Regions from separate parts of the Homo sapiens genome. Here regions 1 and 3 are each linked to region 2. Evidence: chromatin contacts called from ENCODE Hi-C or POLR2A ChIA-PET data. All regions are on one chromosome and are shown on one strand. The core of a region is the stretch at or near the end of the contact, and the rest is flanking DNA. Distances in the headings are between cores, read along the strand shown.

Region 1 (2,700 bases), core at 166-2,665, 150 kb before region 2:
GGGCTGGGAGGATCTCTTGAGCCTGGGAATTCAAGGCTGCAGTGAGCTATGATCATGCCACTGCACTCCCACCTAAGCGACGGAGTGAGACCCTGTCTCAAAAAAAAAAAAAAAAAAAGAAGAAAAAAGAAGCTGCATTTGCATAACAAAAGCAGTGGTTTTACTTAGATGGTGTGTTCATTTGAGGTGCCTTGGGAGGGATGAGTAGAGATTATCAGGGAGCAGGGAGCCTAAAAACCCCAAACCACCCTTGGCACCATCATGGAACGAGTCACGTACTTTGGTTTTTTTTTTCAATCATATCATACCGAAGTTTATTGATGACATCAAACAAAAATTTCTGTAACAAAAAAGGCAGGGTTGGGTGCGGTGGCTCACGCCTGTAATCCCAGCACTTTGGGAGGCCGAGGTGGACGGATCACGAGATCAGGAGTTCGAGACCAGCCTGGCCAACATGGCGAAACCCCGTCTCTACTAAAAATACAAAAATTAGCCGGGCGTGGTGGCACGTGCCTGTAATCCCAACTACTTGGGAAGCTGAGACAGGAGAATTGCTTGAACCTGGGTGGCGGAGGTTGCAGTGAGCCGAGTTCATGTCACTGCACTCCAGCCTGGGCAGCAAGAGTGAAACTCTGTCTCAAAAACAACAACAACAAAAAAAGAAAATTGTATATGATATGTATCCTATAATCTTCACTGCAAACATGCAAGACTGAGATGATTATGCCCATTTTTAGATACAGAAATCGAGGCTTTGCAGTAAGGTCACAGAGCCTCATGGTGGAGTCAGGACTTTTAATCCAGGTGTACCAGACTCTGAAGCCCACCATACTCAACCCTCCCACCTGTAAGGCAGACCTCCTTTCCTTGTCCCATGAGCCCAGGTTCGCTGTGGAACAACCAACTTTTTGGCATTAATTTCAGCACCTGGAGGGCTTTTCTTTTGGTAGTCAAACAGCCACATTTTCCAAGAAGTGGTGCATCTGTGATGACCAATGGCTCAAAGCAGCCCAGAGTGAGAGTGCTTGCGGTTCGATGTTGACAAACCCACCCAGAGTAACACACATTTATGACTTTTTCTCCAGGAGTTAGCTGTGCCAGTGGTTCATGACGGGGGCGCTCTTTTGGCCTTTGTCTGTGGTGTCGTGTACACGCTCCTACAGTCCATCATCTCTTACAAATCATGTCCCCAGTGGAACAGTCTCTCGACATGCCACATACGGATGGTCATCTCTGCCGTTTCTTGCGCAGCTGTCATCCCCAGTATCCTTTTTCACATTTGTGCCTTGTTAAAGGAATAAAACATTCAGTGACACTTGTTAAAGAAGGGTAATGAAGACTTTATAGGGACCGCTGCAATGAGTTCTGACAGCAGGGCGGAGAGATTGGGCTCAACTCTGAATACAGCATTGGCAAGTGCGAATCTATAGCCAAGGAGTAGGATGAGGTCAGTGAATGGAAAAGTACTAAAAGGAAACCTCAAGGATGAGGGGGAATTCTGGCCAAACCAACCTAACAGGATTCTTATTGAGTACTGGCCATGTGATCAGACATCACCTGGGAAGGGTGGAGGAGGAGGAGGAACCCAATCAGATATTGAGTGTGATCAGATATGAGGGTGGGGGGTCCTTGCTAAACTGACTTAGCCAGGGTTCTTTGCTAAAACTGGATCTTACAAGGAAGTGCACAGATGGACCTAGGAGAAGTTTCAGGGGCTTGACTAAAGTTCAGCCAAGCAAAGGATCTTTGTCACCGTGTCTTAGCAAAGCTTGACACTTCCCTTCCCCACAACCAAAAAAAAAAAAAAAAAAAAAGCAAAGGATAACAACCAAGTTTCCACATTTTTTCAGAAAAACAATTCGGATAAAAGTGTAGATCAAGCTGGGCGTAGTGGCTCACGCCTGTAATCCCAGCACTTTGGGAGGCTCAGGTGGGTGGATCACCTGAGGTTGAGAGTTCAAGACCAGCCTGACCAACATGGAGAAACCCTGTCTTTACTAAAAATACAAAATTAGTCAGGCATAGTGGCACATGCCTGTAATCCCAGCTACTTGGGAGGCTGAGGCAGGAGAATCGCTTGAACCCGGGAGATGGAGGTTGCAGTGAGCCGAGATCACACCATTGCACTCCAGCCTGGGCAACAAGAGTGAAACTCCGTCTCAAAAAAAAAAGTGTAGATCATTAAGAAAATGTCTCAACATTGTCTAATTAGATCAAAAGTCTCTTTGCGGGGAAGAATGGTATGAAAGAAGGGTGGAAAATGTAGGAACACTTTAGTCTCTGTTTACTTTCCTTCTCACAGGGCCAGTTTCATGAGCCATATGAAAATATTTATTTTTCTTTGTAGTGCTTGGCTAAAGACACCAAATATTGATATTGTACTCAAAGTAATAGCCCCACGAAGTCCCTCAAGGCTAAACTCTCCCCCTCCCTGCACGTCGTAGGTGGCAAGACAGTTTGATTTACTCATTCATGTGAAGAAATTTCTAAAAAGCTCTAGATCACTTATTACTGAGTAAATTAAAATATGTTTAGCCTTTTCTTTTTATAGTCACTGATTTCATTTTCAAAATGAAATCCATTTTATTTTCTAACTCAGCAATCTGAAAGGAAATGAAAATATAAATTTAGCGTGCTTGTAGATTCTGATTTAGAGGAAACGAAAGCTTTTTCTTTCCCTTTTTCTTTTCTTTAATGAAG
Region 2 (2,700 bases), core at 119-2,618:
ACGAATGACAAATTGCAAAATAAAAACTGTTTTCAACTGTGAAATTTTAGAAGCCGGGCGCGGTGGCTCACGCCTGTAATCCCAGCACTTTGGGAGGCCGAGGCTAGTGGATCGCCCAAGGTCAGGAATTCGAGACCAGCTTGATCAACATGTTGGAACCCCGTTTCTACTAAATATAAAAAATTAGCCAGGCATGGTGGCGCATGCCTGTAATCCCAGCTACTCAGGAGGCTGAGGCAGGAGAATCGCTTGAACCCGGGAGGTGGAGGTTGCAGTGAGCCGAGATCGCGCCACTGCACTGTAGCTTGGGTGACAGAGTGAGACCCTGTCTCACAAAAAAAAAAAAAAAAAAAAAAAAAATTAGATTTCCTATTGTTCCCTTTAATCGCAATAAGCCTGACTGACCTATCTCACAGGGACCTCTAGAACACTAACTCAGTAGAGGAGGGGTGCAGGATTGATTTTAACAGAGTAAAAGAGAACCTAAGATGTGTTAACACAATTGGGTGATGAGAGGTCACGGTACATGAATAAAGACTGTAATTCTTGTTTTACTCCATTTGTCAGTCTCAGCAGTGAAAGGTGATTTCCAGGCGACTCTATAAACCAGTATCACCGGACCTACCTCCTCACAAACTGTAGAAAAGCGGTTGAGGAACTGTACAGTGTGCACCACAAATTGGTTTAGAAAAGCCACCGTTCTTTTCTGTTGAATAGCTGGCACCTGTGTTACGTAAAAACAAACATGGTTCATACAGGAGGAACGTACACAGTGCAAATCTTTTCATATTTGGACATAATCACGAGGCACTTTGCTGTGTGATATGAATTTCTTGAAGGACTGGGAATAGTCATTAACTTGTTTCCTAAGCTGTGGGTGGGGTGTCCGAAGATGACAGAGGTGCACAAAAGTTTGAGAACAGGCTCTAGACTCACTGGTACGAATTTTGGCAGGCAAAAAGCACCACACATAAACACACACAAAATCTTGGGGGCTGAATAAGAGGTAGGGCTAGCTATCGCAACCGGCGTGTGTCGCCGGCGGCAGAGAGACAAGCGAGATGGGAAGCGACAGTTGGGAGATGCACACCGTCTCCTTAATCAGCTCAGGAGGGACCCCATTTCAAGGTGGACTGTGGGGCTCTCCCTCCTGAGGCCCCACAGGCCTGTCACAAGGGCCCGAGGCCGTGACAGGGTGGGGACTCGGAAGGTGGGTGTCTCCCCGGAAAGCTGCGTCTTCCCCATCCTCCTCCCGGCTCGTCGGGAGTCTAGCACCGTCTTTTACAAACCTTGGTCAGGTCTATGCCTGACCCCATGAGAGGAAGCCCGTCCTCATCCATCTCCTCAGCGGGCGGTGGACCCCGAGTTCACCCACAAACCCCTCCCAGATGGGGCCCGCCCAACCCGGTAATCACGTCTCAACTTTCCCCCCAAGTGCCCGCCTCCGGGGCCCTTCCCGCCGGAAGAAAGCTTCTCCGCTCACTAATCACTCGGCGGCTTCCGGAGAGCCCGCCTCCTCGCTCGGCATTCTGGGATTGGTAGTTTTAGTCCAGATTGTGACGTCAATTTCGGGGTGGCGCGCGGTGGTGCAAGGATGCAGTTAGAGCACTGAAATCTTAGAAAGGAGGCAACAAAACAAAACAAAAAAACAAAGCCAGAAGTTGCGTCCTTTTGAGGTTATCCCTACTTAGTCCTGTCTGTTATATAATAACTCCGTCATTCCTTGAGCAACAATTTTTTTTTTGTTGTTGTTAATCCTAAGTGCCATATACTCTGCTAGGCTTTTACTGGGAAAACAAAGATTGAGTTTGATTGCTGCACGGGAGAGGTTTATGCCCTGAAGAATGAGAAATAAGACCTACTTCCAAAGCGTGTGTGTGTGTATACACACAAGTTCTCGCTATTTCCCCAGGCTGGTCTCGAACTCCTGGCCTCAAGCGATTCTCCTGCCTCAGCCTCACACGATTCTCCTGCCTCAGCCTCACAGAGTGCTGGGATTACAGGCGTGAGCCAACGCGCCTGGTCTTCCAAAGGTTTTTAAAACATGAAATAAAATGTCAACTACTAGATGTGAGGCACAAACCTACGGAAGTGACTGCCACTTACAGGGAGCATCAAAAAGATGAAGACCAAGACTGCAGTGGGCAGTTTTGTTTTAAAGATGGGGGGTCTCGCTTTGTTACCCAGTCTGGCGTGCAGTGAGGATCATAGCTCACCTTAGTCTCAAACCCTTTGGCTCAAATGATCCTCATGCCTTGGCCTCCCTAAGTGCTGGGATTATAGGTGTGAGCCACTGGCACCTGGCCTGTTGGTTTGGTTGAAGCAAATAATCCCATAAATGGAGAATGGTAGGAAATGAGGTAAGAGTGTTACTGGTGGAGGGTGTCCAGGTTCTTTTGAACAAAGAATTGGACAAAACGCACAAATCAAGGAGAGAATGAACCAACAAAAGCAAAGATTCATTGAAAACCAAAGTACGCTCCACAGTGTACTGGATACAGAATCTTCTTAGGTCCAAATACCCACTAGAGATTTCCCATTGGACACTGGTGTTCTCCTCATGCAAATGAAGTGGTGGCCCACAATCAGTCTGATTGGTTATGGAAAGCAACCAATCAGAGGCTGAAGTAAAATGACAAAGGTCATACTCCTATACAAACATCTGATTGGTTGTGGAAAGCAACCAATCATTGGCTAAAG
Region 3 (2,828 bases), core at 143-2,642, 140 kb after region 2:
AATACTAGTAAGTCATAATTATGCAGAATTTTCACAAAGTTTAATGCACAGAGAAAGCATATCATTTCAGTTACTGATACATCTTAACACTACTTTCTTTTAAAACAGACATTTAACATACACAAGTTATAGTAGCAGTATGGGCTTCTCCTCCCATTGGCAATTAAATGCTTTTATTTTCTTCTGAAAAGATGATGTGGACCAACAGGTATCAGACTTGCCAACAAGGTCGGTAGACTCTTCCCAGCATACATCTGAGCACTGAAGGAAGAAGAAAGTTTAAATTGTTTAAAGGACTATAATTATCACACAAAATTTATTAAGAAAAAAAGAATGGATCTAGTATAACTAATTCTGAGTAAACCAAAATGATAATAATTAATTGTTGCTATTTAATCCCACATTTTTGGCAGGTGTAATTGAGCCATGGTCTTATTTGATTTTGTTATGATTGCATCCAAATTCACTTTAACTCAGAGTTCTGTTTAATGGTGGTAGGATGTAAGAATTGAATTTTGAAAAGACTACTCACTGTCAAAATCTCTCCTTCCTATAGGAAATTTAGCTGAGTTTTCTTCATCCCCAATTTCTCTCTTTTCTTGTGTTGATTCAGTATTCTGAACTCCATTCTCAGCTGGGAAAGCTACAGATCCTTTTAGTGCAAGATAAGGTTTTATAGCCAGATTCAGTGGCAGACCATGATTTAAGAAATTATGTTTGGAGCCTGTGTTCTGTAAAGAGAAGGTTGATTTGGTTTTTAGCTATCGTATTCGGAGTGGAACTATAATACAATTGTATAATATTCTTGTTGATCAATTCAAAGTTACTCTGCACTGTTTTTGACTTTTTAAAAATACCTTAGATGCAAATTTATAGGAGAAAAAACACTTTCAGATAAGAGGTGTTTGCTGGGATGGAAGAACTACCTGGCATGTAAGAAATATCGTCAGTCGTCCTAATGCATATTGTGACTGTTTGCATATACTTCTGTTTATAAAAGTATCAGTTTTACTTTTCAGAGGATTTGTAAGAATCATTTAAATTTTCATTGAAATAAACGACAAGTCACATTGCCACTTACCTTTGAAACTTTATTTTCCTCTTCGTTCATGAAACTGCTCTCATCATTTTTATATTGTTCCAGGGAAGGAGCAATAACTGATTTTTCTGCAGTGTCTTCCTTCTGAAAGCCTTTCCCCAACCTGAATGTATTAAATACCATGTCATCATCTAAATTTCTTATGGACTTGGATGCTGAAAGTAAAATACCTTGAGAAAACAAAGAAAAAGTTAGTATTAATATATAGGAAGAGAGATTCATTTTTGCCATTCTTAGTTTGATGTTTGCATACAGTCAAACAAGAAAGAAAATGAAAAATTTCTCTGTCAGCCTGCTTGGTAAACGATTCTGTATCTTTATATATTTTCTAGCTTGAATAGAAAGCACTTCAAAGAATTATACTTTTCATCATTTTAGAAATGACTCATTAGATTGAGGCTAACCTTTATGCAGCTGCTAATACCTACATTGTTTTGGTTTTAGTGACACATTGTTTATTTTGAGTGTGAATTTTCTCAGAATCTGACTAAGATCCTTGGTAGAATGCTTTCTGTTGAGTAGATTATAGTCTCTTGAAAATGGGTTGTTATTAAGGAAGACCACAGGACATCAGGCTCTCTCTATATTATTGTTTCCTTTTGTGTATTTTCTGATTAAGTAAAGATATTAAAACTCAAGTTATTTCACTCAAGGATGATAAGGATAAAGTTTTATTTCCTTTTAATCCTGATTAAACTGAAATAATCCTCAAAAGAGACTTTCTTTTATAAATACTTGATATAGTTTTTGGTGATTAAAGTACATATGCCTGTCAGTGTGAACAAAAAGCCATTCATGCTATATCAAAAATTGACCTGTCAGGTGTATTTTATCTCTGCATTTACAAAAGGATAATATGTACAAATATTTATTAATGAATTTAGAAATTAATGAATTAGTCCATGAAAAGAATATTTATGTGCCCATAAACATTACTTTTGGATGATGAGTTTATGTTGTATGACTTTTAATTAAACATTTCAGAGTTAATTTCTAATTTTGACCCCAATGAATAAGATAATACATTCTTTTATATGTCTTCTGGTACATATATGTAAGAATTTTTCTAGAGTATATTTCTCAGTATGGAATTACTGGATCATGGAGTATGTATATGTTCAGCTTTACTAATGCCAAAATGTTTTCCAACATAGTTGTAAGCGATTTGTGCCCTCGATAAGCAGGGTATGAGAATTTCCATTGTTCCATGTCCTAGCTGACTCTTGTGTCTCATTGTCCTTTTAATTTGTATTTTCCTAATTACCAAAGAGGTTAAGTGTCTTCCCATATGTTTCTGAGCCATTTATGTTTCCTCTTATGTTAAATGCTTTTTTTTTTTTTCTTTTTTGGCTTTGTCCATTTTTCTATTGGGTTGTCTTTTTCTAATTTATTTATGGGAGTTCTTTATATATTCTGGATATTAATTGTTAGTTATATATGTTTCAATTATTTTCGCTCAGTTTGTGACATATTTTCAACCCCTCTGGTGTCTTTTGGTGAACCAAACTGATTAATTTTAATGTTTAAATATTTTTCTTTTTTCTTTATGGCAACTACTTTTAATGTGTTGTTTTTTTTTAGAAATCCTTCTCAATCCTTAGATTATTAACGTGTTTTCATATATTTTCTTCTAAAAGTTTAAATATTTTGACTTTCATGTTTAGGTTTGTAATTCATCTGTAATTTTGTGTATGATATAAGATAGAGATGTAATTTTACTTTTTCCAAT

Evidence for each region. A loop is a pair of places that touch in the nucleus more often than their neighbours do. ChIA-PET counts read pairs that join two places held with the same protein, here RNA polymerase II (POLR2A). Pooled maps may share reads with other maps.
Region 1: a loop to region 2 is called in a pooled map, with 2.6 times the contacts of the local background. The contact joins the enhancer-like site here to the promoter of WASHC3 in region 2. A Hi-C loop is called at or near these places in 4 of 168 maps with a recorded cell type or tissue (B cell, OCI-LY7, PC-3 and 1 more), 12 of 37 single-sample maps with no recorded cell type and 14 of 50 pooled maps. POLR2A ChIA-PET finds 5 or more read pairs at or near these places in 6 of 52 experiments (AG04450, GM10248, GM12878 and 3 more).
Region 3: a loop to region 2 is called in a map of naive thymus-derived CD4-positive, alpha-beta T cell, with 7 times the contacts of the local background. The contact joins the promoter of PMCH here to the promoter of WASHC3 in region 2. A Hi-C loop is called at or near these places in 1 of 168 maps with a recorded cell type or tissue (naive thymus-derived CD4-positive, alpha-beta T cell) and 9 of 50 pooled maps. POLR2A ChIA-PET finds 5 or more read pairs at or near these places in 1 of 52 experiments (activated CD4-positive, alpha-beta T cell).

What each region holds. Positions count from the first base shown.
Region 1 is chr12:101,907,101-101,909,800 of GRCh38, forward strand. DRAM1 (DNA damage regulated autophagy modulator 1) reads left to right here. Exons shown (of 7, transcript NM_018370.3): 4 at 1,086-1,263. Among named protein-coding and RNA genes, the nearest start is that of DRAM1, 31 kb to the left of the region's middle. Within about 2 kb of position 1,416, at least 3 of the 41 ENCODE cell types and tissues checked have a DNase peak (open chromatin) inside an H3K27ac peak, as active enhancers do.
Region 2 is chr12:102,060,623-102,063,322 of GRCh38, forward strand. It overlaps WASHC3 (WASH complex subunit 3), which reads right to left and starts at 1,369. Exons shown (of 7, transcript NM_016053.4): 1 at 1,290-1,369; 2 at 626-724. The coding sequence starts at 1,340. RefSeq lists enhancers at 1,028-1,077, 1,088-1,287.
Region 3 is chr12:102,196,441-102,199,268 of GRCh38, forward strand. PMCH (pro-melanin concentrating hormone) reads right to left here and starts at 1,393. Exons shown (of 3, transcript NM_002674.4): 1 at 1,082-1,393; 2 at 533-731; 3 at 19-261. The coding sequence starts at 1,330. The coding sequence ends at 212. PARPBP (PARP1 binding protein) reads left to right here. Exons shown (of 11, transcript NM_017915.5): 11 at 1-1,080.